Linked DNA regions of Mus musculus: all the other regions are linked to region 1. A link is a loop called in an ENCODE intact Hi-C map of the cell type or tissue named here. Cell type or tissue: left cerebral cortex. All regions are shown on one strand.

Region 1 (8,000 bases):
GTGCTGTCCGTGCTGGAACCTTCAGAGCACTCTGATGCTCTTCCCTTGTCCCAGACTTACTCAAAGCTGTCTTCTGTATGACTTGAAAAATTAAAAAAAAAAAAAAAAAAAAAACAAAACTCTTGCTTCAAGACTTTGACATGCAGTCACTGTTTTAAAAGTGGCAAACTAGCCGGGCATGGTGGCGCATGCCTTTAATCCCAGCACTTGGGAGGCAGAGGCAGGAGGATTTCTGAGTTCGAGACCAGCCTGGTCTACAAAGTGAGTTCCAGGACAGCCAGGGCTATACAGAGAAACCCTGTCTCAAAAAAAAACAAAACAAAAAACAAAAAACAAAAAACTGGCAAACTAAAATGAAGTTTGCTTTTTCACTTTGATGTCTGAGTTTTCTCTTTCAGTACACATCCAGAAGGAATCTAGATGCTTCCGAATCCAAAGGCACATTAATCCAAAGGGGAAAAAAATAATATATTATCTGAATTGGTCAAACTTTTGGAAATAGAAATTAGAAACCTCTGTTTAGGGCGGAAAAAGAAACAATAAGATTAAGAAGAGACTCAGAATCATATTCTCTGGGTGTTTATTGGTCTCAAGTGGCTTTTAAAATGCTTTTTGATATTTTTTTAATCAAAGCATTGATTTGAAGACTTCATCTGTGTAAAATGCATACAAATACACTACACAGTAAATTATTTTCACATCTCAGTGACCAATTCACAGTTCAAGAAATAAGGTAATCAACTCTAGTTCCCAGCATGCACACGGGCATCTCACAACCACCTGTGCCTCCAGCTCCAGGGCATCTGATTCCCTATCCAGGCTCTGAGATGCCTGAACTCACATGGAGAGACAAATACATAGACGCTTAACGCTTAAAATAATGGCAAGTTGGTTTTGTTCTAATCCATGGAAATAAAAGCACCCCTAAGTATGGCCTCCATTGCACTACCTAATAACCAGCACACTTTCTTCCCTCAAAGATATCAACAGCCCATGCTGGTTTCCATCCCCACTAATCAACTCCGCTCTTTTAGCACTTTATGCATATGGAATCAAATGGGAGGAATTCTTTTTGTGTCTGGACTTCGTTTCATCAGTTTAGGTTTATGCCATGTGTCCACGGTGTTGAATTCAGCAGAGCTTACTTGTTCTCCTTGGTGGGTGGTATCAACAGGCCACATTTGAAACCCATGCTTCTCTTGATAGGCGTTTGAGTTGTTTCAAACTGGGAATTATAATGCATAATGTTGCCACAGATATTCTTAAATACATCTTTTGGCAAATACGTCTACATTTTTTTCTGAGCATAAAATAAAATTGCTGTTCAGACAGACCTCACAGAGACACTGCCAAGTGGTCTTCCAAGGAGTTGCAACAGTTTACACTCCATCAGGAGCTCTCTGAGTTTCCTCGAGAATCTCTGCGCTAGGCTGGTGGGTGTGCGCTGCTGTCTTGTTTAGTTCTTGATTTTTATATTTCACTAACATGACAGAAGCACTCTGAAAGTTTATGATTACTCGGATGTTTTCTTTAGGCAATGTTTCCTCACATGTTTTCTTAGTGTTTTCTACATGGTTTCATTCGTTCCCTCACTGGTTCTCAGAAAATCTTTGTATATTCTCAATGCTATGAATAAAAAAAAATGTACTGGAAATAGATGCTCTGATTCTGGGCCTTGTATTTTTATTCTTAAACTTAATATAGTCCAAATTATCACCCTTACTCTGGGGTGTGTTTCTTGCATGCTGTTAAAATTATGAAGTATTCTTGTGACTTTTCGCCTAGGAACCTTACTGGTTTTCTTCTACATTTAACTAGAATTTGTCTGTATAGTTACGTGAGATCTGGTAAAATATTTTAATGTTGACAATTTATTGAATTTCTACTTCTAAAAAAACCATTCTCCCCCCCCCCTGCAATGTCATAGATGTAAGAAAGGGTCTTTCATTAACTTAAAAATCTAAATCAGTAGCTATATATCATTGATATTGTAAAGATTTCATTTTATTTTATTTCATTTTATCTTTTAGCAAATATTTCTACATTTTTTCTGAGCATAAAATAAAATTGCTGTTCAGACAGACCTCACAGAGACACTGCCAAGTGGTCTTCCAAGGGAGTTACAACAGTTTACTATTTTCTATTGCTAACAGTTTCTATTGCTTTTATTAGGAGTTCAGATCTGGATATATTTTCACGGTCTCTTACTGGTATTAAGTCTCTTTCTGCAATTAAAGACTTAGAAAACGTCCCACTCTAAACAACCAACATGAACTCTAAAGCTTTTGTTGCTTCTCCCTCTCCATCGCTTCATGCTTTCAAAATTTAACTGCTTCCACTCTCTCAGATGCCTAACTTGGGCACCTCAGTCCACTAGGCCTTCAGTAACAGTTCAGACTCAGTGACTGGCCTACTGTATTTTCAGACCCTTCTTCTGTGCAGCTTACTAACTGACAATTGTTCTCTGGCAGAAAATGAATGCTAGCCCATCTCAGTAGGGTCCCTTCTGTTCCATGGGATCACAGGCTCTGAACGCCCAGATTTTTCAGAATTAGACAAAAAAGCATGTTTATAAAGCATGATCTTAGAATATTCAATCTTGGCAGTATTCAAAGGTTTTTTTTTATTGAAACATAATAAAAAAGAGCTTGAGATTTTTAAGGTTGTAGTAGATTTTAGAATTCATAATAACTAGCCTCTGTTGCTTAAATCAGTCAATTTATCCTATATTCTCTGGTAACAATTCAGTTACATGGTTGCTTTTCTCAGATAAAGAGGTCAGAAATTAATTCGGTCACATTTAATTAGTTTTGTAAGAGATGCATATATGCATCTCCCTAAACAACCGCCAATAATTCAGATACAGGTTGTCCCTTCAGCAAGAATTTAGAGGATGAGAAAGGATGTTGAAAATGATGCCTATTCAGATTCTACTAGAGAAGAACATTTAGCAGTTATTCCAGACATGAGATTTGGGATGGTAATTATTACAGTACAGTCTGGACTATCTTCACTAATAAACATGCTAACAAGGGTGTGATCCCTTCTGCCTGTAATTATCCTAAACACCACTCCCCACTGGTCCATAAGTCAGTAGAAGACATATGATAAAAGAGGATGATCTTAAGGAGCCAACCTTTCTCTCTATGCCAAGAAGAGCCATCTTTGTTTTGACTTTGACCTTTCCCTAAAAGCCATTATGCAAATCCAGACATTGAACCTCCAGGTTATTTTCCTAGAAAAAGTCATTCAAAAGATTTCTAAGACTTCTTTCCTCTCCACACTGTAATAAAAATTATTTCCTTGACCTATTTATTGTACGCAATTTCTGGAAGGCTTATGAAATGAGAAAAGTACTATGAAACAGAAGAAAGATTTACACAAATGCAAAATTATGAAATGATTAAACACATGGCCAATGGGATGCTTAATTTTCTAAAATGTACTTATTTAATTTATGTGCATCTACTAAAATGAATTTAGACTTCCTAAGGAAGCAGCTTTGTCCTGGCCTTTCCAAGAAAGCAGCTGTCCTTCCCTAACAATTAATGAAAGTAGGAAAGCTACAAAGTCAAATGTATTTTACCACATAGCCGATGGTATCTTGGTTGCAGTTCTTTGTAGACTCAAATGGAGCTCTGACCTTGCCATGTCATGAAGCTCTGATTATAATGAATAGACTTTATAATGCTTAGAAGTCGACTTTTCATTAAAATAAACCAATGACAAAAATCACATCACAGAGGATAATAAACAAAGTCCAACCTGTATGATATGATACGCAGAAAAGTACACTGTAGTTTAAATCAAAAATATATTAGCTACTGACTTTTGAAAATACTTTTGAATTGTGAAGTAACCTGTTATATTAATCTGTGAATGGCATGGGTACCCTTGGGAAATGGTGCTTACACTCTTTTCAGTAGCAGAGAGTACTGATTCAATTAGTGAGGACCCTACAGATATTTATAGGCCTACTGATAAATCACATTTAAGAGTTTTCTGACCCAAACCTCAGCCATAAACTCGGGCAAAGCCAGGATCAAATTTGCAGGTAGCAATGTACAGTAACAGTTTCTTCCTAATCTAAATAGGTCCCTTCTGAATAACTTCAGCCTTGAAAATCCTGCTTATCAAATCAAAATCAAATCAAAACACAGACATAGCTTCACCTGTGTTCATGTCCTTGGATCAGCCAGGCCTGGATCAGGTGGAGAATAGCAGAATGAAGAACTGACCCTTCCATTAGAAAGAAATCATAAATATAGAACTGAAATCCAACAAAGAGGGTTTCATGTAAGCCAGAAGGACAACAATGGTACTTTCTAATTTTATTTAGAAACCCTAGTTTTCTGTATCCATAGAACTCATCCCTAGTTTAAATATGCACCAAAATCAAAGAAAGGCTCATAGTCATACATAGGTACTCTCATATATTGAGCATTTTACCATGCTTTAGTATTTTTTCCAGATATCCTAAAAAGTAGGTCAAGAAAAATAAGTTTTATCAATATAAAAAGGATAGCATTAGTACATACAATGTTATCAAATCAAGTGCCAGACCCAAGTCTGGTATTAAAATAACATTAAAATAACAGGATGCAAGGCAAAAAGACAGATAGAAGCTGGCTGGCTGGCTGATGCATGTTCTGCTGAGTCAGAGTTTGTGTTATATAGACTAATAGTTTATAGAGGGCAGTGACTTCATTTTACATTTTAGTACTTACTGCAGTGTACATACAAACTCAGAAGTATTCCGAAGCAGACTATAACTTTAGCCAGTCTTTTAACTGTTCTCATACAAAAGCATAAATATTTATGTAGATACATACATATGTACACATATGTGCATGTCTATGAAAAGATACGTATCACATAGTGTTGCTTTGAAAATTGAGATAATGCATGCAAATGGCTTACAGTACTTATTAGCCTTTGCCACATAATAAAAGCTCATTATAAAATGCATAATAAATTTGTTAATACCAGTATTTAGGTGTGTTAGTTTCCCAGAGCAATTGAAACAGTAAATCACAAATTATGTGACTTAAAATAAATATATATTGTTTCACAGTTCTAGAGTCTAGACGTCCAAGATCGAGTATTTACAGGATAATGCTCTCTCTGAAACGTGAAAATTCTTTCTTGGCTCTCTCTACTTCTAGAATTTGCTGGAAATCTTTAGCATCCTTTATCATATGCATGTGTGACTCCAATCTCTAGCTCTATGCTGTGTGACTTTTCCTAGGGAAAGAAACAGATGTAGCTTTACCTCAGATAGGGTACCAACAACAGATGGAAGAAATGATTCTATTCAAGTCTAACTTGGTGAACCAGCATTTATTGTGGTTAGTTACAAGTGTATAGATGAAGGTTATTTATAATGAGAACAGATGAGTCAAAAGCAGCTGCAGCCCTGAAATGCCCACTCCAGCATGGGCGATGACTCATGAAGGCTACATCCCTTGTAGCTCCCTGCATAACTTGCCAGCAGCTCAGTGGAAGCTTCTCTTCCCCCAAAACTGTTTATATAACCTTGCTGAGGAGCCTTGTGATTATAACTGTCAAGAGATTGCTGAGAAAGATGTGTTTCCTTATTTCCCTCCTCCCACTGATTTAGATCTTTGAGAGCAAGAGTCTCTCCTGGCTCGGGGGAGCTTAACTCTGGGGGCTAAAGTACAGGAACAGGAACGTCAACAGTCACCAAAGCTGCCCCAAGTCAATGCAGTTTGTTGGCTCACAATAGTGAGGAAAAAAGATGCAGACAAAAGAATGAGGAAACTATTAAGAAAAGTAAAGACTCCCCAGAGTGGAAGGAGTCCAAAACAGGAAATACCACTGTTTGGCAGTGGGTGTGGGGGAAAGAAAGAGTGGGAAAAAACCCTTCATCCCACCAGAGTTCAGGTGCTCTGGGTGGGCGGATCTGGGAGGACAGCCGCAGGCTTTCCATGCAGCTCCTGGTGGGTGTCTGGCTGTGGGAAGGCACTGGGCCCCTTCTCAGCCGGGGGTGAACAAGGGGCAGTCCTAGGCAACAGGTTCTCAGTCTTGGGCATCCCAGCCACCACTGGACGCTGCCACAGAAGAGCTGAGAACAAATGAGGGGCAGCTGGGTCATCCCCAGGGCTGAAGGGCAGAGATGGCAGGGAGAGCAGGGGCAGTGAGTGGTTCCCACACAGTCGAGAGTCCTTGGTGCGGTCCATGGCTGGAGCCCAGGAAGGCCTTCCAGTGGGAGGTTAGACATGCCTTGTTAGGGAAAAGCCTATCCCATTGTTCAATCACTGTGGGTCTTGATGAGCAGAGACAGTCTGTGGTTTTAGAGCTTTACTATAGAAAGGCAGGGAGAAAGAGAGAAGATAGAAAGAGGAAGAAAGGCTGGCCATGGCCGTGTGGAGAGAGAGGGAAGGGAGGGAAAGAGAAGGGCTAGAGAGTAAGAAAGGTGAGAGCTTAAAGAGAGTGAGGAGGGGTCAAGCAGCCCCTTTTATAGAGGGCTGGGCTATCAGGTAACTGTGGGGGTGGAGTCTAGCCATAATGCCAGAAGCTTGGGACATTGTCTGTGTGACTTATAGTCACAGAATTATGGAGTTGGGGGCTCTGTCTCTGGGAACATGGCTTGCTTTTCCATTCCTTGTAGCGTTTTCTACTGGGTCACTGGAGCGAACCTCTTTCAACCAAAATAGGCTGCCTTTCACAGCCCTGCATACCACCAAGCTGCTGGACCTGGGGCTTTCATGAACCTTGTAACAGAAAACTGAACACAAATCAAGCCAAAGGGGCTCACATGCTCTATGCTTCTGTCTCCCAATCAGGGAGACACTCACTCAGGGAAATGGTCTTGAGTTATGGTCACCACTGTTCATTTTCATTTTGACCTTGGTTTGTTGTGCCAGACACTGACCTTGGCTGGGTTTGGTACCCATTAATTAAATCATGATTTCTTTCTTCTTACTTGTATGTAACCAGCTTATATATTGCCATGGACTCCTGTCTTAAAACCTACAGGAAATTAATTCTTATCACAGTTTCTAAGATGGAGCCACATTTTTCTTACTCATGTTTACCTTACTCTCTACAGAATGATCTCTTGTCCATAATATAAGAAGGACTTTAAGAATATGTCCTTGCCCACAGTTCATTTCTGTTTATTTCTGTTAGATACACAAATATGTGAAAGGACAACTGTGCATAGTGTTAGGGTCCTTCCTTGGAACCAGCCACAGTCTGTAGATACTGCCTGTATTGAACCAGAGGTACATCCTTTTCTTCTGGCCAGTAGAGCTACGTCATACCCACCTGCAGGTCCTCTTACTTACTACCCTCGGTGTTCTCATCTTCACAGTCTTAAACCTAACACTCTTTTTACCTTAAACATGTATTTACATGAGAACACCTCCAAGAGAGAATGTTGCAATGGAAGGAAATTGTTATACCATACCCCATTAGCACTTTTCTGTTTCTCACTACTTCCTAATGAATTGATCTAAACTTCATGACCTTTGCAAAAATCCTATTTCTAAAAAAGCCACACTCATAGGCCCAGTGGATAGGATTTAAATATATCTTTTTGGAGACACGATTTAACCCACACTGAGACTGAAACTGAAACTCATGCTGCCTAAAGATTCACGGGGGAATTTCAAGGGACCATTCTTCTCTGAGAGTTTTCTACAGAATCTATGTATAATCCCCCAAGATGACACAATAACTATGATTCTTTGTTGCCTCCAGATGAAAGAATAAGAGTTTGTATAGCCTGCATCTCAATTTTATCTGGTGTCTTCTTTGTCAATTCTGGTGATATCTCTATTATAGTTTGGAAACATTGTGTCCTGCATACAGCTCATATACTTAAGGCTTCCTGAAAATGTTTGGAATAATGAAAGTTGTATTACTGAATCTTGCACTGCTGACAGAAAAGGATTGTTTTGACTTTTATGTTCCTATGGATTTTAGTTCATCCTGGAGGAAAGGTGTAGTGGTAGAAATTCCTCAGTCCATGGCTT
Region 2 (8,000 bases), 180 kb before region 1:
TATTATAATCTCACTATCCATAATTGTGCTAATTACCTTCTCAACAACATCCCTTTCTCATCACAGATTTAGGTATTCAGCAAGTAGTTTGTGAACTAAGAAACTGCTTGATTGTAATTTCAAATCTTATAATAGGAAACTGTAGGCCTCTTTGGAGAAAAAAACCAACTAGGATGGATGTGAGAGAGGAATTCTGAACTATAAAATGAAAGATGTAAGTTGCTGGAAGCCCTGTCTTAGAAGGCATCAGTTTCTGCCTGTGATAAGAACACTCACTGCTGTTTGGGCACATACTGTGCCTACTATGTCCCAGTAGACATGATATGGGGTCACAGGAATAGCATTCTCTTCATTTCCCTTTCTTCACCTAATGGATTGGGATGGGCCAAAGGACATGGAGATCCAAGAAAATTTGGCAGTGACTAAACCACGATTCGATTCCAATTCTGAAATATCCAGGAACTCTTTTTCTCTGGATGGAATGGTCCCAGCAGGATCTTGGGCCTAGGAACTAATACTTTGAAGTGCAAATTGGATCTTAACTTTCAATATGGAGCCTGTCACTCAAGACACTGTTGGTAGCCTTTAGGTGACTGAACTAATCTCATGCCAAGATAGAAGAATAAATTTCAAAGTAATTTGTAGAGTAAAATGTGAAGTATAACTTTCAGGGAATCAGAATGATGTCCTTTATTAATTTGCCACATGGGCTCAGAATATGTAGTAAAATTCCTCAATATATTCCTTGAGCTCTGCCTTTGCAAGACCCAGAATAATTTCCAGTGCGAAGTCAGTGATAAAGCTAATATACATATATTTTGCAGTTTGGAGCATCATAGATAGGCTTTCCAATTATTTTTTAGTTTCAATTAGATTGGTAAATTTCCCTGTAGCTCATCTCAGTCTAATCATATAATTACATTCCATTTAAGTGAAAATGACTAGCTAAAAATATTTGCATGGGAAAAAAATATGCTTCAGATGATGAAAGTTTTCTCCAACCCTCTTTCTTAATATTCCAAACAAGATTTCCAGTGTTATTATTCTCTGGATCACAGATCATGAACCAAACATTATGCCAGAATATTGAGCTGGAGTAATCAAAATGCAAGTAAAAATAGACTGTAACTTTCAGAGTTGTGCTTAGTGCTTAGAAAGCTAAACATTACACTCAGTTGCCTGCCTTAAGCATTACTGGTCTCAGTGCCTGTGAAAAGTAAGGATGTCTGCACCTCTGTTAAAGATGGCTGACAAACGCTTGGTTTCCATCGTGTCATTGTTAGTGTGGACTTTCCTTCTCCGGAGCCACTGGCATATAAAAGTAATAGCCCCCATGTCCTCTTATGGTTACAGTGCTACATATAAGACATGTTGCACCATGTTGAAAATAGGAAAAGAACAAGGACAACAGCATTGATTCCTTTGGCAAGGCACATGCAGAGAAAGTGGTTTTATTTTTCTCTGCAGTCAAACTCCAGTATTTAGCCGCAGTTAATGAGGTCAAGTAGTCACTGTGGGAGGACTGACAAGACAATGCTTGCAAAATCAATCACTAACCTTATTCCGGTCATGACAGACTTGCTTTACTGGTAGTTGATGATATTACTGTCCCAGCTAATGAAGACGATCTATGGCTTTAACACATCATTTTTCTATAAAGCTATCCTAACAGGACAGTTAAGTCATATTTGTGGCACCAATCCTCTAAGCCTACCCTAGAAAGTGGTTCTAAAATCTACCTAAGAGTTCTGTGGGATTTTTTTTTTTGCCTCATCCATGTGTCAAATTTCTGACTTTTTTATTATTCAAATAAAATTTGCAAAGAGTAAAAAAATATAAAATTTCATGAGTTTTACCTTTTTATCAACTTAGTCATCATAAGAACAAAAAATTTAAGGCCATTCTTATGAGTCATTTTGAATGTTGCTTCTCTGACTGATGTATTTACTTTAATTTTAATTTTAACGTACTGGTGATGCATGGTACTGTACATCTTTCATGTATCTTTTCTCCATTGTTGTCTCTTCTTTTGATAACTGCCAACCCTTCAGCTGTCTTGTTTTTATTGGCTTATTTGTCTTTGTCTGTTTTATGATGAGGAATGACTAACATTTGAAAATGTATCAATTTTAAATGTCCACTCTGCTACATCTTCCCAAGTATCTGCTCTGGCGCCACCACTTGACTGAAGATTTAGACATTCTCATCTTCACCGAAGCTTTTCATCTCCCACCAAATCTATACTCAACACAAAACAACTGCATTTCTATATCTAAGTAACCGATTCTTTGGGTTACATAAACATGGAATTTAAAAGAGCACAGCATTTTCTGTGCCTGGGTTCTCTCACAGGATGAATCAGTGATGACGTTTATTTATACTATTGTCTGCATCACTACGACTTTAAATCTTACTCCTTTGCTTAGACTTTACTAAGTCTTACTCCTTTGCCTAATCACTGTAAATAGCATTGCCTTGTTTCAAGTCACAAGGTATTATAAGCAAAGCTGCTATAAGGGTCCTTATAAAAATCTTGGTAGACATGCTTAGATTTTTCTTGAGTCAAGACCTAGGAAGATAAAGGAACGCACATTGTATGGATCCATTTCCATAAATAATTACATGTATTTTATTTTTATATTCAGATTATATTATAATAAATGACTATATGATTATCTGAAGCATATGAAGTGTTCTTCTCTTTTGTCATGTATGGTGAAAGGAAACATTTCTCTCAGTGGGCAGAGCACTTACTGTTGTCATCCCACTTCTTCCTTATATGGTAAACTAATTGTCCCTATAGGTTCAGCAGAGATTTATTTGCCTCTACTTTTTAGCATCCCACATTTGGTTTGTAGAAATAGCTGTTTTGCCTGACAATTTTGTTGTTTCTGGTTTTGATTGGCTGATTAGCTTTTGGTTGTTTTATTCTGTTTTGGTTGGTTTGTTGGTTGCTTGCTTGGTTGGTTAGTTTGGTGTGATGTGGTGTGGTGTGGTGTGGTATGGTGTGGTGTGGTGTGGTGTGGTGTGGTGTGGTGTGGTGTGGTGTGGTGTGGTGTGGTGTGGTTTGGATTGGTTAGGAGCTTTATAACAAGGTCTTTATAACACACCCTAACCTAGTGTGAAATCCACTGGATAGCGATGGGTGGATAGACCAACCTCAAGACCTCAGCTTCCCAAGATTTGAGACTACAGGCATATAGCCCCATTTCAGGCAAGTTTATCCATTTTTAAATTGAATCTTAAGATTTTTGCTTATTGACTTAGTCATTCTTATATTTATTTTCAGATCTACATGCTGAAGACTCATTTTCCTTTCATTTTCTGCTGATCTTACAGTGTTGATTCTAGCAGGAACTGTTTATCAAAGTATAATTTTATTTGTTACTCTCTAAGTTGTGTCTGTGTTCTGACCCAGAAGTTATTGGAGGCATTCTTTGTATAGTTTTGAAATACTTTGTTGTTTGAGGCTTCAATTGATATCCATGATAAATCTCAAATTGCTTTTTACAGACAGAATCAGATTGATATCAAAGCCAACTCTTTCACACATTCATCTAGTTGCTTCAACACCATGTACAATTTTTAAAATCACTTGCCAAGAATTCAGTTGCTCTTTTGTGAGAGAGTCAACTTCTGGACCATCCCTTTTGTTTGTCACTTGCATTTATCTTTCCACTATGCCAACAGCACACTATTTTGACACCTATAGTGTTGAAAGAAATGATGGGATAAGGTGGTGAATGTCCTCTAACATTGTTCTTTCTTAAGAAAACAGGCTATTCAGCATTGCTTTTTTTGTTTTGTTTTTTTCATGTATGTTTTTAAAGTGGGATCTATTCAAGGAGCTCATTTGAATGTGGTGAATTACACTGAATTTTGAGATGGATTTTCATCTCTTCTTTAAATGCATCCTACATATCCATCTGGCACTATTTCCCTTTATTCTAGATAGCTTTACTTTTAGTTTTCCTTGTAATGTATGTCTGAGCCAAATTTTCTCAAAGTGTTACATTTTAAATATCTTCATTCACTTTCTTGTGGAGTGTTCTTCCTCTGGGAAGACAAAATTCTGTGATGGCAGCCTATTATTTTCTCTCAGTAAACGTGATCTCAATAAACTTCTTTCAGTAAACAAGATCAAAAAAGATATTGTTCCAAGATTATTTCAGCTGAGTCATCAGTACTTAGCTTGCTGTTCTCATTTGTACCACATGAATTTGTTTGCTTGTATAATATTTATCTTATGACACATCATTATGTAAAGTCTTTCTAATTACTCTACCATATTTCACACAACATTTTGGAAATATAAGTTGAGATTTCTACTGCTTCAAGAAGCTTAGGAATATTATAATTTAAAAGCTTTTCAAATATTTCCTTTGCTCCATCAATTCTCTCCCATCTATTGCTGGAAATATATTCTAGGCTAGTGGTTGTCAATTGTGGATAGTTTTATCCTCCAGCCACCATCCAACCATGTCTAGACACATTGTCAGTTGTCAAAATCAGAAGTTGTGCCTGACATCTGGAGTGTAGAGACCAGGGGTCCATCTATATCTAGCAGTACATGGACTGCTTACTTAAGCAAGTCACCATTGAGGTCAACATGTCTACTCTATCAAAGCTTAGATGCCAGGTATCTTCCCACAGTTCCCATCAGCTCTTTATTTCACTTATTTGCCTTTGTTCTGATATTTTCTATATTCATCCCCAATTGTATTAATCCTTTCATGTGCTATATTGAGCTATTATAAAAAAATTGATATTTTTATATCTATTATTTCTATATCCTTACTGATGTGTGATATTTTACCATGTCTTTTCATGTCATCTTTCTGTATTTCTCCATTAGAAAATGTAGTAATGTTACTATATTTACATTAACGTGTCTTCTTGATAATTCCAATATGTAAGCCACCTCTACACCAAGTCCATTGACTTTGACTAGAGAGTACATCTTTTTCTACGATTATACAATAAGAAATGTTATGTAACAAAGCAATAGAGTGAAGCAATTAATATCAGCCCATCACCAAATAAAATAAAATAAAATAAAATAGAAAAGTAATCTTAGGCTGCCAGCCTAGGTCTGAGTGAACTTAGTCAAGTTTGGCCTGTGAAAATTGTTTTCTTGAGTTACTACTGTTTTAAATAATGTAAAATAAGCCAATTCCTTATATTAAGGCAGATTAAATATGGTCTATTGGAATTTTTGATTTACCAATTAAGACTTTCAAATAAGTTGCTAGCTTTCTGAACAAACTTACACGTCTCTTACTGGTTTACAGTGTGGCAAATAATAGTTTTTATATTGGTGACAAAGTGTTTTGCTTTCTCCCCACTGCTCTCTGGAACTGGGCGTCTTTTCTCAGCCTAGCTGCTCAGGATAATACTGAACAGTGAAATAAGACAGAACATGCTAGATAAATAGTGGGAAGAAAGCTCTCTCTTTTTTCCCATTGGAAAATATGGCATCAACTGTGAGGTTTTTTGGTACTACCACTTATTAGACTGAGGACATTTACCTCTGCCTTCAGTTGGCTGAGGTAAACACTTTGGTAAAATATATTACATAAAAATTTAAATTTGATTACTCATTTGCTTTATTCTATTAATAGACAATTTCAAGTTGATTTTCTGAATTTTTTATTTTAGACCTACTTAGTGAAAATGTCTCACATTTTTTTGGTCTGAAGCTCTGTTAGATTTTATACACATGTTTTTGTTTTTATAATCACAGAGAAAAGAGGCAAAAAAAATCCCTACACTTAAAAAAGTTATTATGTTTGCTCTAGCAACCCACTATTTCTGTTTTCTTTTATTATTACCTTTTCAGAAAATATGAAATAGTGCCATTTATAATATTTTAATATCATGATCTTTCCTTAATCCAGGTACATTTATGGTTTGTCTTTGTTGTTGTACAGATCACTTGTTCATTTTATTATTTAGTATTCCATTAGACTGATTTATCAAGGAAAAATTAATCTTGTATTTGGTAATGATTTGGTATAATTTTGCTGCATCTTAGGCAAATTGCTAGGTATGTTTGCTACATTTTTTGTTAACCAATATCATAATTCTATTTATGAGGGATATTTTGATAGACATTACTTTTCTTACAACAGCAATATCAATTTTGTATATTGTCTTAGCCACAGTTCTATTGCTGTGAAGAGACACCATGACCAAGGTAACTATTATAAAAGAAAGTGTTTAATTGGATGCTGGGTTACAAGTTTCATATGTAAAATCAATTATCATCATAACAGGGTGGCAGGCATTGAAGCACAACCTGAGAACTACATCCTGATCCATTAGTAGAGACAGAGAGACTCTGGGTTTGGCATGGTCTTTTAAAACCTTAAAGCCTACTCCCCAGTAGCACACTTACTCCAGCAAGGCCATATCTCCTTTAAAATAAAAAGTTTACTTATTTATTTATTTATTTATTTATTTACAACTCAAAGACTGCTCCCTCCAGCCCCACTTCACTGATACTCTCCCTCTTTCTCCTCTGAGAAGATGGAGCCTCCTACATATCCTTTGACCCTGGGGGATCAAGTCTCTGCCAGAGTAGGCACATCCTCTCACACGAGGCCAGACAAGGCAGTCCTGATGGACGAAGGGATATCACAGTCAGGCTACAGCTTTAGGAAGAACCTCCATACTTCACGGACATGAAGGAGTTAAACAAGAAGTAAGGCCCAAGCAAGAATGCCTAAATCATACCTAAAAGGAGAAAAAAAAATAGTCCTCAGAGATAGAGGGAAGGAAGTGTGTGGGAGAGGGAGGGGGATGAGGGGAAGGATCAGGTGACAGGAGAGAAATCCTGAGGGCCAGAAATATGAATGGAAATCTCCATGTGCCCATGGGGTGAGAGTGGAGGGATCTTTAGGAATACACAGAGACCTGAGATGGAGAAGGCTCCCAGGAGTCAATGCCAGTGACCTTAGTAGAGATGCATAACAGTAGGAACATGGAACCTGAACAGGTCATCTTCTATAGCAAGGCCATACCTCCAAATCCTTATAATCCTTCCAAATAATATTCTCTGGTGACTAAGCATTCAACTAAGTGAGGCCATTCTTATTCAAAGTACCACATACTGTTCACACAACAATTAGAGAGGTTGCTTACATTCTAATTCCTGAAATATTTATATAGTATAATCAGGGTTTCTTCAAGAGTAATCATTAAATATTGGAATATTTATATTGTGTTTATTAAATATTTGTTGATATACTACTGAAGCCAGAATTACTTGCAAGAAAAGTTTAAGTAACAAAATTATGGTTATTAACAAATTGAGTGTTTAGACTTTCTTCTAGAGTTTTAGAATATGATTTTCAGTGACTTCTTCAATTTTATAAAGGTTTTAAATTTATAATTATTTATAATTATATATCTAATAATGGCAATGTGTTTTTCTTTATTATTGTTCAGACTTACAAAGAAATTCAAATTATGTAATTATTTTCAAAGAACTAATTTATCTTGACTCAAAGTTTTTCTTTTCTTCATTTCTTATTATATATTAAATTTTACTTTTATTATTTTTCCTCCTCTCTTTTCCTTGTATGTGTTTTTTTTTAAATGTTGGAACTTGCTTATGTTGTTTGGTTCAATTTTAATCTTCCATAATTTATATATTTGAACTACTTATAAAGTGTTCTGCAGCATATAAATGTTATCATTCACTTCTCAATTTTTTCTTTTCTTTTTGACATTGATATTGGGCCCATGGGTTTTATCCTTTTCCTCAAAATATTAGCTATATTTTTATTTACAACCCCAGATTTTATATATATATATATATATATATATATATGCCTACATACCAATAATTTTAATCATTTATAATCTAGTGAGACCTATTCAATAGTCAGAGAAATGGTCTGTAAAATGTCATTGGCCTGTTTGATAAACATTTATTATTCTGATATTAAATATAAATTTAAGTACTAGCTAAGTCATGTTGCATGGTTATTTTTTCT
Region 3 (8,000 bases), 320 kb after region 1:
GTGTGTGTGTGTGTGTGTACATATATATAATGTAGAAGAATCAAGCTAAACCTATGCATCCTGTATTTTACTGTATACAAAAAAAATCAGAACAGATATAAAACCCACAACCCTGAAATCACTACAAGAAAACATTAAGACATTAGTTTAGTCAATTATTTTTCTGATAAAACACCTAAGACATAGTCAATATATGTAAACAAATAAAAATAAAACAGACAAATAGGATTGTATCAAAGAAGCTTCTATACAGCACATGAAATGTCAACAGATTTAAGAGACAGCCTACAGAATTGGAGGACATCATTGCATTGTCATTCCTCCAACAGAGAATTAAAATCCAGAATATATAGTTGACTTTTCAAGTTGACTAAGACAACAAATAATCCAATGATAAAATGAGCTGAATAACTAGACTCTTCTCAAAAGAAGACATACAAATAATCAATAAGTCTATGAAAACAATCTCCCTTATCATCAAGGAATGTAATCAATAGTAGGATGATGTATATCTTGATCCTGTTAGAATGGCTATCATCAAAAGATAGATTCTAGCAAGATAAGGTAACTTATGCCTATCAAAAGTACAGCCTGGGCTATACTATGAGATCTTGTCTCAAAAAAAAATTCTATTGGTATGAAGGTTAATAACAATTTTCAGCCTAATAGGATCTAGCCTTGCCTCTTTAACAGGGCCCTGGGCATACCTGTCAGGGACAATATCTAGATTAGGCTAACTGATGTTGTAAGATCAGTTCACCAGCGGTGGCATCATTCTATAAAGGGAGGTCACAGACTAAATGAAAAGGAGAACGTGATCTGAGCACAAACATTCATCTCTCTCTACTTCCTGACTGGAGATGAGATATGACCAGCCACCTCAAGTTCTGGCCACCGTGACTTCCCTACGATGATGGCCTGTGCCCCAGAACAATGAGCCATACTAAACCCTTTCCCTCATCTAGGTATTTTGCCAGGTATTTCATCACAGCAACAAAGCAAGGAACCACTACAGGTAGGTTACAGGGCAATCTTGTGCTTTACTGCCCTGCCTACACCCAGCATAGAGTCATATACAATAGCATGGTATTCAAGGTTAGGTAGAGCTGGTGAAGTGAGGTCCTTACACTGACACCCAGGGCTCCATGATTAGTGTAAAGACCAATCTAGTGGCTCAAACTTTGGATTGAGTACAGAGACTTCAGCTTCTGTGGGCTAATGGCTCTTACAGTGGTGTGGCTAACACTGGGCTCTGAGATGCTTCCCTGTACGATACCATTAATGTCGTGTTCGCCAGCATCTGTAATCCTTTTCTGTCCTACCACCTGAGGTTAAGGAGACATAGCAGAGGCCTTGGGCAGCTCCATCAGCACCACCTGAGAGTATTTCCTGATGGTCAAGGTTGCAGGCTTTTCCTGGCACTATATTGGTTTCACTCTGAAGCCTGGACTTCTCTCAGCCCTCTACAAGGGTGAGAAACTGTCTATGTTGGTCTGCTTGGAGTTGGGAGAAGGGTATTGTGGAAAACTCCTTGCTACTTTTTCCAATGGGATTCTTTGTTTTCTTATACTAAAAGCAGACAGCGTAGTCTCCCACCTGATTTATTTAGCTCTTGTGATAGTACTTCAGTGCCTTCATGTTTCTTGTGCCTATATGGAAACATCATGACAGCATGATACTGTTAACCCTGATGTAATGGCTATTCCTGGTTGTAAACTTAACTCTATCTGGAATGAACTACAATGCAGAATTGGAGGGCTCACCTGTGGTCCAGATCTTGACACTGGAAGACATGAGTTTCTGATCTGAATCTTGGCATGGAGATCTTAAGGCACAGTAGCCATGAAAAGCTTAGGCCCGGCCTAGGTAGTACACATCTTTAGAACCAGGAGACTATGGCAAGGAGTTCAAGGTCAGCCTGGGCTGACAAGTCCCAGATCCAGGCATGGTGGTACACACCTTTAATCTGTGCTATACCTTCTGCTGGAGACCTACATAAGGACATTGGAAGAAGGAAGAATCGCCCTTCTTTGCTGCTTGCATTTACATGCCAGCACATCTGCTAGAATCTACTTCTACAGAAGGCCAGCTGAAACAACTAGCCTTGTGGCTAGCAACTGCTAGATTCTTGGACTTCCCATTCACAGATGACCATTGTTGGGGAGGTGACTACAGACTGTAAGTCATCATAATAAATCCCCTCAATACAGAAAGACATTCCATATGTTCTGTGACTCTAGAGAACCCTGACTCATAACTAAGAACTGTGTTCTACAGCACAGCACTTACATTCCCTAGCACTTAATCACAGATTTTGGAAGTAATATAAGAAATAATGTTTACAGACCTCACAGTCAAGCAGCAGCCTCTCTTGCTCGTGGAAAAAAAGAAGTCTTTGAGTAAGTGCTTCAGGGACGGGATGGGAGCGGTAGTTTCCTTAAACAAGAGCAACTAAGACTGGAAGACCTTTGAAGTTTGCATATGTACTCCGTATGCACACATAGTTAGACCTGGTTTTGCTTATTTACATAGATATTGAATTTCTTCTTGTGGTTTTCCTGGTTAAAAACACTTCCCCGTGTCCTTCCTTCATAGCCATCTCAAATTAGGCTCAGAGATTATTTGCCCTGCAAGCAGCTAACCAATAAATCTTTTAATTATAACTGGATTGAGTCTATGGTCTTTTCCCACTGGTCACAAATTCCATAGCATCTAAACTAGTTGAAAGCAGAAAAGCTTATCTTCTTCCAAAGTCATACATATCATGAGATACTGTGTTTTAGATTTTGCAGGTAAACTGGAGGTGGGTTGGGATGGGAACAGAAAGGAATAGGCAGGGAAAGGTGTGTCATGGGAGATGGAGGGAGAGAGTACTGGAACAGATGGCTGGAATTGAAGACCTCTTGGGGGAAAATATGGAAACCTAGTGTAGTAAAAACTCCCTGGAATCTACAAGAATGACCCTAGCAAAGTCTTCTCGTAATGGAGATATGGAGGTCAAACTGGCCATCTTTTAATACCAATCAAGGCTCCAGAAATGGGACCAGGACATCAACCCAGCCACAAAATCTTCAGCCTACAACATTGAAAAAAATCAATGAAATGATTCCTAATGATGCTCATAGATTGGTGACTAGCACAACTGTAGTCAGAGGAGCGTCATCCAGCAACTGATAAAAGCAGATGCAGAGAGCCATAAACTAGTCAGAGGCTAGGTAATCCCACAGTAGGAGAGGAAGGACTGTAGGAGCTAGAGGAGTTGAGGACACCACAAGAACACAGCACACAGGATCAACTAAGAAAGGTTCACAGGGGCTCAAAGAGAGTGAAGCAACAAACACAGACCCTGTGTAGGTTCAAGCTACATCCTGTGCATATACTTTATGGTTGTGTAGTTTAGTGTTCTTGTGGGACTTCCAACAATGTGAGTCGGGAGGTAGCTCTGACTCTTTTGCCTGTGCTTGAGACCCTTTTTCTTCTACTGGGTTGCTTTATCCAGCCATGGTATGAGGGTTTGTTTCCTTTTTTATAAGGAAAAAAGAGAAGGAGTTGATCTGGGCGAGAGCAGAGGTGGAGGGAGGGACTGTAAACTGTAATGAGCTGTAATGTATGAAAGAAAAATAAAAGTTAAAAAAAAAAGACTCTGTTAAACTGCAGCAAACAAAGGACAAGTATTTCATAAATGTTTCGAAAAGAACAAAATGACCTAAAACCAACAGCATCCCGCCCTTGAATCTGTGATTCTATGCCACCTTCCTACAGTGCAAATGGAAGTTTGTTTAAAAAAAAAAAGTGAGAAAAGAAAAAGAAAGCACTGAGACCTTTTGTTTAATGAAATGTAAATGAAGCAGTTACTAGGTCACCAAGCACCATGTATGCTAATTCTGCAGTGTTCCTTGAATCTGTTCTTCTCATCCCAGATGGGAGAAGCTTTATGTTGAGTGAGCTTCAATATCAGCTCTGAGTTGGGCAAATCTAGCTTCTGCTCTGATTCCCACTCCCTGCTTACTAGTTTTATGACCTTGAGAAAGATATTTATTGTCTCTGAGCCTAAGTTGTCTCACCTGCAAAACCCAGAACAATGTTGGCTGTCTCAGGTTCAAGAGAATGGGTGATGCTCTGATTATTTCAGAATTTTATAAAATGTTTTATAGGGTGTCATAAAGATAAACAGATAAGAAAGAAGATGCAGAAAGCAAAGGGAACCTCCCCAGTACCCATCCAGATACCCAGGACCTTGCTGATGATGTTCTGATGTCCACCAACTCAGACTCACCCTCTCAAAGACAAACATGCACTACATTTGTCCTAGAGACTGTCAACACACTGGCAGGCTCTGTCTTTCTCTAATTCCTGTTTTCCAGTTGCTCCAGTCTGTTCTATACCAACTGCCTTTTCCTCTCTAATGATCCCTGCTAACTGCCAGCTCTATTGCTCTCCTTCTTAACCCTTCTTATGGATATTTCCCTTCTTAGCCTTCTACTGTTTACTGCATCAAGACCTACTTCTTTCACCTTTAAGCTGCCTAAGAGGAAGTGTCAGATGGAATTACTGCCCCTAGAAATAATCAGGACAGAATCTGAGACCCAATCATTATGGACCACAGACCATCAGCCTGTGGATGGACATCTGGTAAACTGGTGATCTTTCTCCATCAGCTCAACTCTAGACAAAGGTGTCACATCTGCAGATAGAACTTTAAAGAGCAAGTAGTTAACAAGCAAGCCCTCAATTATTCTTTAACAAGGACAGTATAACTAAGCATTTATTGCCATGATGTGCCCAATAACAGAGTGTGTGAGGATAAGGCACGATAGATAGCTGCTAGTCCAACACCCGGCATGAGACAAATGGTCAATAAATCTTAAACCTGCCCTACTTTTGTCCCCATTCTTACTACTTCATCACAAACCCAAATTCTCTCTAAAAACTACATTGGCTTGCCTTACATCTTCTTATTTCTGGTCTTGTCCACCCAAATTTATTTCTCACTCCTCTACCACTGTTATTTGTAGAGATCAAGTTATCTAGCATAAACTAGGTTGTTGTTATGTGCTAGACACTTCCTTAGATGACAAAAAAACCAGAAATTAATAAAGTATTTATTCTACCCTCATGGGACTCAAAGAACAGTGAAAATCCAATCACCATAAATATATACTATAAAAGGTTCATCAGAGAAGACAAACAGAATAACAAATTCTTCCCTGATCTGCAAAAAAGGAGGAATTGGGTGAGTATAAAAGAATGTAACAGGCCAGAAAATGCTGAGAACATGCATTTCACAGACTGGGGCACAAAGAATTTATAGCTCTCAGGCAAAGAATTGGGGCACATTGAAAATAGGAGAAACAAAACACTACTTTTAGGATTTTTTTTAAGTGCTCCATTGATCACTGGCTCAAAACCTGCTGTGTTGTATAATCAATGACCCAGATTTTTACAATAGAATTTTTAGTTTTAATATACATGCATATATTATGCCTCTCCATGAATTGGGTGTTATTGCATTTGATATAAGATTTACCTTCTAGTTTTTTATCACTATAGATACATACAGAGAGAGGGATGCTCAGGGAAACTTGTGGCAAATGGTAGATCATGGAATGTACCACAGAGCAAGCAAGTAATACCTGTCTCTTGCATCAGGAACAAAAGCACAAGAGAGAATGGGCTTCCTGGTTTTATGACAATTCTCTCAGAAAATGAAGGGTGAGATGAGAACTATCTTCTAAGCTTAGGCCACCAAAAACCCAAAGATCAACTACTAGACCCCTCCACATAAAAGCTGTGCTACATTCCAAGCAGCACCACGTTTGAGTATTGGAGCCCTTAATCATGTCAGACCCTGGGAGCAGACTCACACCAGATCCCATCCATCTTAGTTACTTTTCTATTTCTGTAAATAGACACCATGACAAAGACAACCAAGAAAAAAAAACATATAGCTGGTGGCTTGCTTATAGTTTCAAAGGATGAATAGTGTATGACAGTCATGACAAGGAGCATGGGAGTGGGTGAGTAGCCATGGTGCTGAGAGCTTACATGTTGAAACAACTACAAAGTGTAGAGAGATAACTGGAATGGCATGGGCTTTTGAAACCCCAGTGACACTTCCAGTCCTCCACCAAGGCTACAAAGCTACACCTCTTCAAACAAAATCAAACTTCCAAACCCTCACCAAACAGTTCTACCAGCTGAGGACCAAGCATTTAAGCATATGAGTTTATGGCAGCTGTTACCAGACAAACCATCAAGCAACCTATAGCACAGGACAATTTCCAAACTTATGTGACGCAGAGCACGCTTTCTCACAGAACACCTGGGATTGCATCTAGAAGATGACGACACTACCATCATGAGAAGCCAATAAGGAGCATCATCTGAAGAATAAAATGTACTACATTCACATGTAGGTTTCTGTGTCCACTGGAACACAGTGTCTTCTGTGCCCCAATTCCAGCTTGGCCCCCTTCTCCCATTACCAGCCCACCCCTAACTCCTCCCCTTTGTGTTCTATGCACTGAAGACAATCTGGGATTCTGTGTTTTATGCCTCTTGCTTCTGAGCCCTTCCACACGTTCTTTGGAAATCTTTATTTGGCACATCCCACAATATTTCTTCAACAAAGTCTTTCATGATGTTCAGAGCAGTGTTAGAAGGGATTTTTCTGTGTGTTTCTTATGTTTTTTCTTACAATTTTGGTGAGCCCCTTTCCCATCTAGTATTTCTGACAGACAGTAATACTCACATGCAGTGGGAACCGGTTTAAGATCGAGGTCATGGTCACTATTTGCCAGAGCCACCCAAACATTTGCTCCATTTTTCCTTTCCTGTCACTATTTCCTCTCTGTTTTCAAATGCATGCATGCATGCATGCAGCAGAGGTTTCCAAAGCTTCTCTCTCATCACACAAATGTATAGGGAAAAAATTAGCTTCTTCATTTTGTCTGTAACAATCTAATTTTCCTCATTAGCACCCACCTGCTGAGGGTAATAAGAACTGAGTTCACTCCTCTCGTGTAAATGATCCAATTCTCTAGAGAACACTGTCTTTTTTCAAATAAATGTCCAGCTCTCTCTCCTTTCTTTTCCCCAAAAGGACAACTAGATGTAATTGTGTTTTCTTTGTCCTCTGAAGCAGGAAAAAGAAGGCTCAAATTTACATTCTCGAACTGGGATTGCTGGGCTGGCAATCATAGCTGTGACCAAGTCAGCTGGCTAAGGGTCCTTCTGCTCCACCTGCCTAGCAGAGAGACTTGACACTCTTCAGATGTTGCTCTCCAGCAGCCTCCACTCCTCTAAGTGTCTGGCATGGAGCTGACCTTGAACAGAAGGCAGAAGCAGCAGCAAATGGCACCCTTCAGTGTCCTAGCTCTTGTGCCAGCTTCAGGGTCCTTGGCCAGATAATGTCACAGTTCCTTATGTGGACCTCAGGTATCAAGACCCTTAGCCCTACCAGTGTCACAGTTCCCTGTTTAGGCCTCAGATATCACTATCCTATGCCTATTCGGCAGGGGCCACAGTTAAGAATCACCCAGACTCTAAGATCCTTGACCTTGAAAAGTTGAAGCTCTTTGCAAATATTCTGGTAACCAGAACTTGCAGGTTTTCTTCACTGGTTCCTTACAGCCTTCTCTCATCCAAGTTCTAATCTGGTTTCCAAGATCAGATGAGACTGGCATGTTCAGGGTGGTATGGCTGGAGAATCCTTACATACTTCTGGCTCTCTGCCTTCTTAGCATCCCTCAGATTATACATCCCTTCTTCCTGCCCGGTTCCTCCTTTGATTGTCAGTGGCCAGTCCATGATGATCTTATGGACTTGCCTCTGTCAAGACAGAATTCATGAGCCAGAACACCGGGAAGGGTGTTCAAGAACTGGGTTCTTGGAAACAGAGTGTATCGGGGCAGGTATTCCTGCCCACTGGAGGAATGACTTGGGTGAATGGGACCAATGGGAAGTTCATGGTAACTGTGCAACACTGTCACCTCAGTAGA

The links. Hi-C counts contacts between places; a loop is a spot of excess contacts. Peaks named below come from ENCODE experiments on the same cell type or tissue, not always from the same donor. Only the 100,000 strongest peaks of a DNase experiment are listed, where the experiment ranks them.
Region 2: it touches region 1 in a loop (14-fold over the local background); 2 of 42 quality-filtered maps call a loop at or near these places.
Region 3: a loop joins it to region 1, with 16 times the contacts of the local background. A loop is called at or near these places in 3 of 42 quality-filtered maps.

What each region holds. Positions count from the first base shown.
Region 1 is chr12:43,821,984-43,829,983 of GRCm38, forward strand. All of the region lies in intron 1 of Gm33384 (a long non-coding RNA gene), which reads right to left. Among named protein-coding and RNA genes, the nearest start is that of Gm33384, 26 kb to the right of the region's middle. In left cerebral cortex, a CTCF peak has its summit at 1,351; DNase peaks (open chromatin) are centred at 1,386, 4,652, 5,428, 5,880 and 1 more place; H3K27ac peaks cover 4,535 bases.
Region 2 is chr12:43,637,805-43,645,804 of GRCm38, forward strand. All of the region lies in intron 1 of Gm33384 (a long non-coding RNA gene), which reads right to left. Among named protein-coding and RNA genes, the nearest start is that of Gm26326, 100 kb to the right of the region's middle. In left cerebral cortex, no CTCF peak of the experiment used is centred here; DNase peaks (open chromatin) are centred at 3,752, 4,033 and 4,487; H3K27ac peaks cover 786 bases.
Region 3 is chr12:44,141,703-44,149,702 of GRCm38, forward strand. No RefSeq gene overlaps it. Among named protein-coding and RNA genes, the nearest start is that of Dnajb9, 64 kb to the right of the region's middle. In left cerebral cortex, no CTCF peak of the experiment used is centred here; DNase peaks (open chromatin) are centred at 3,816, 5,298, 6,487 and 6,858; H3K27ac peaks cover 5,540 bases.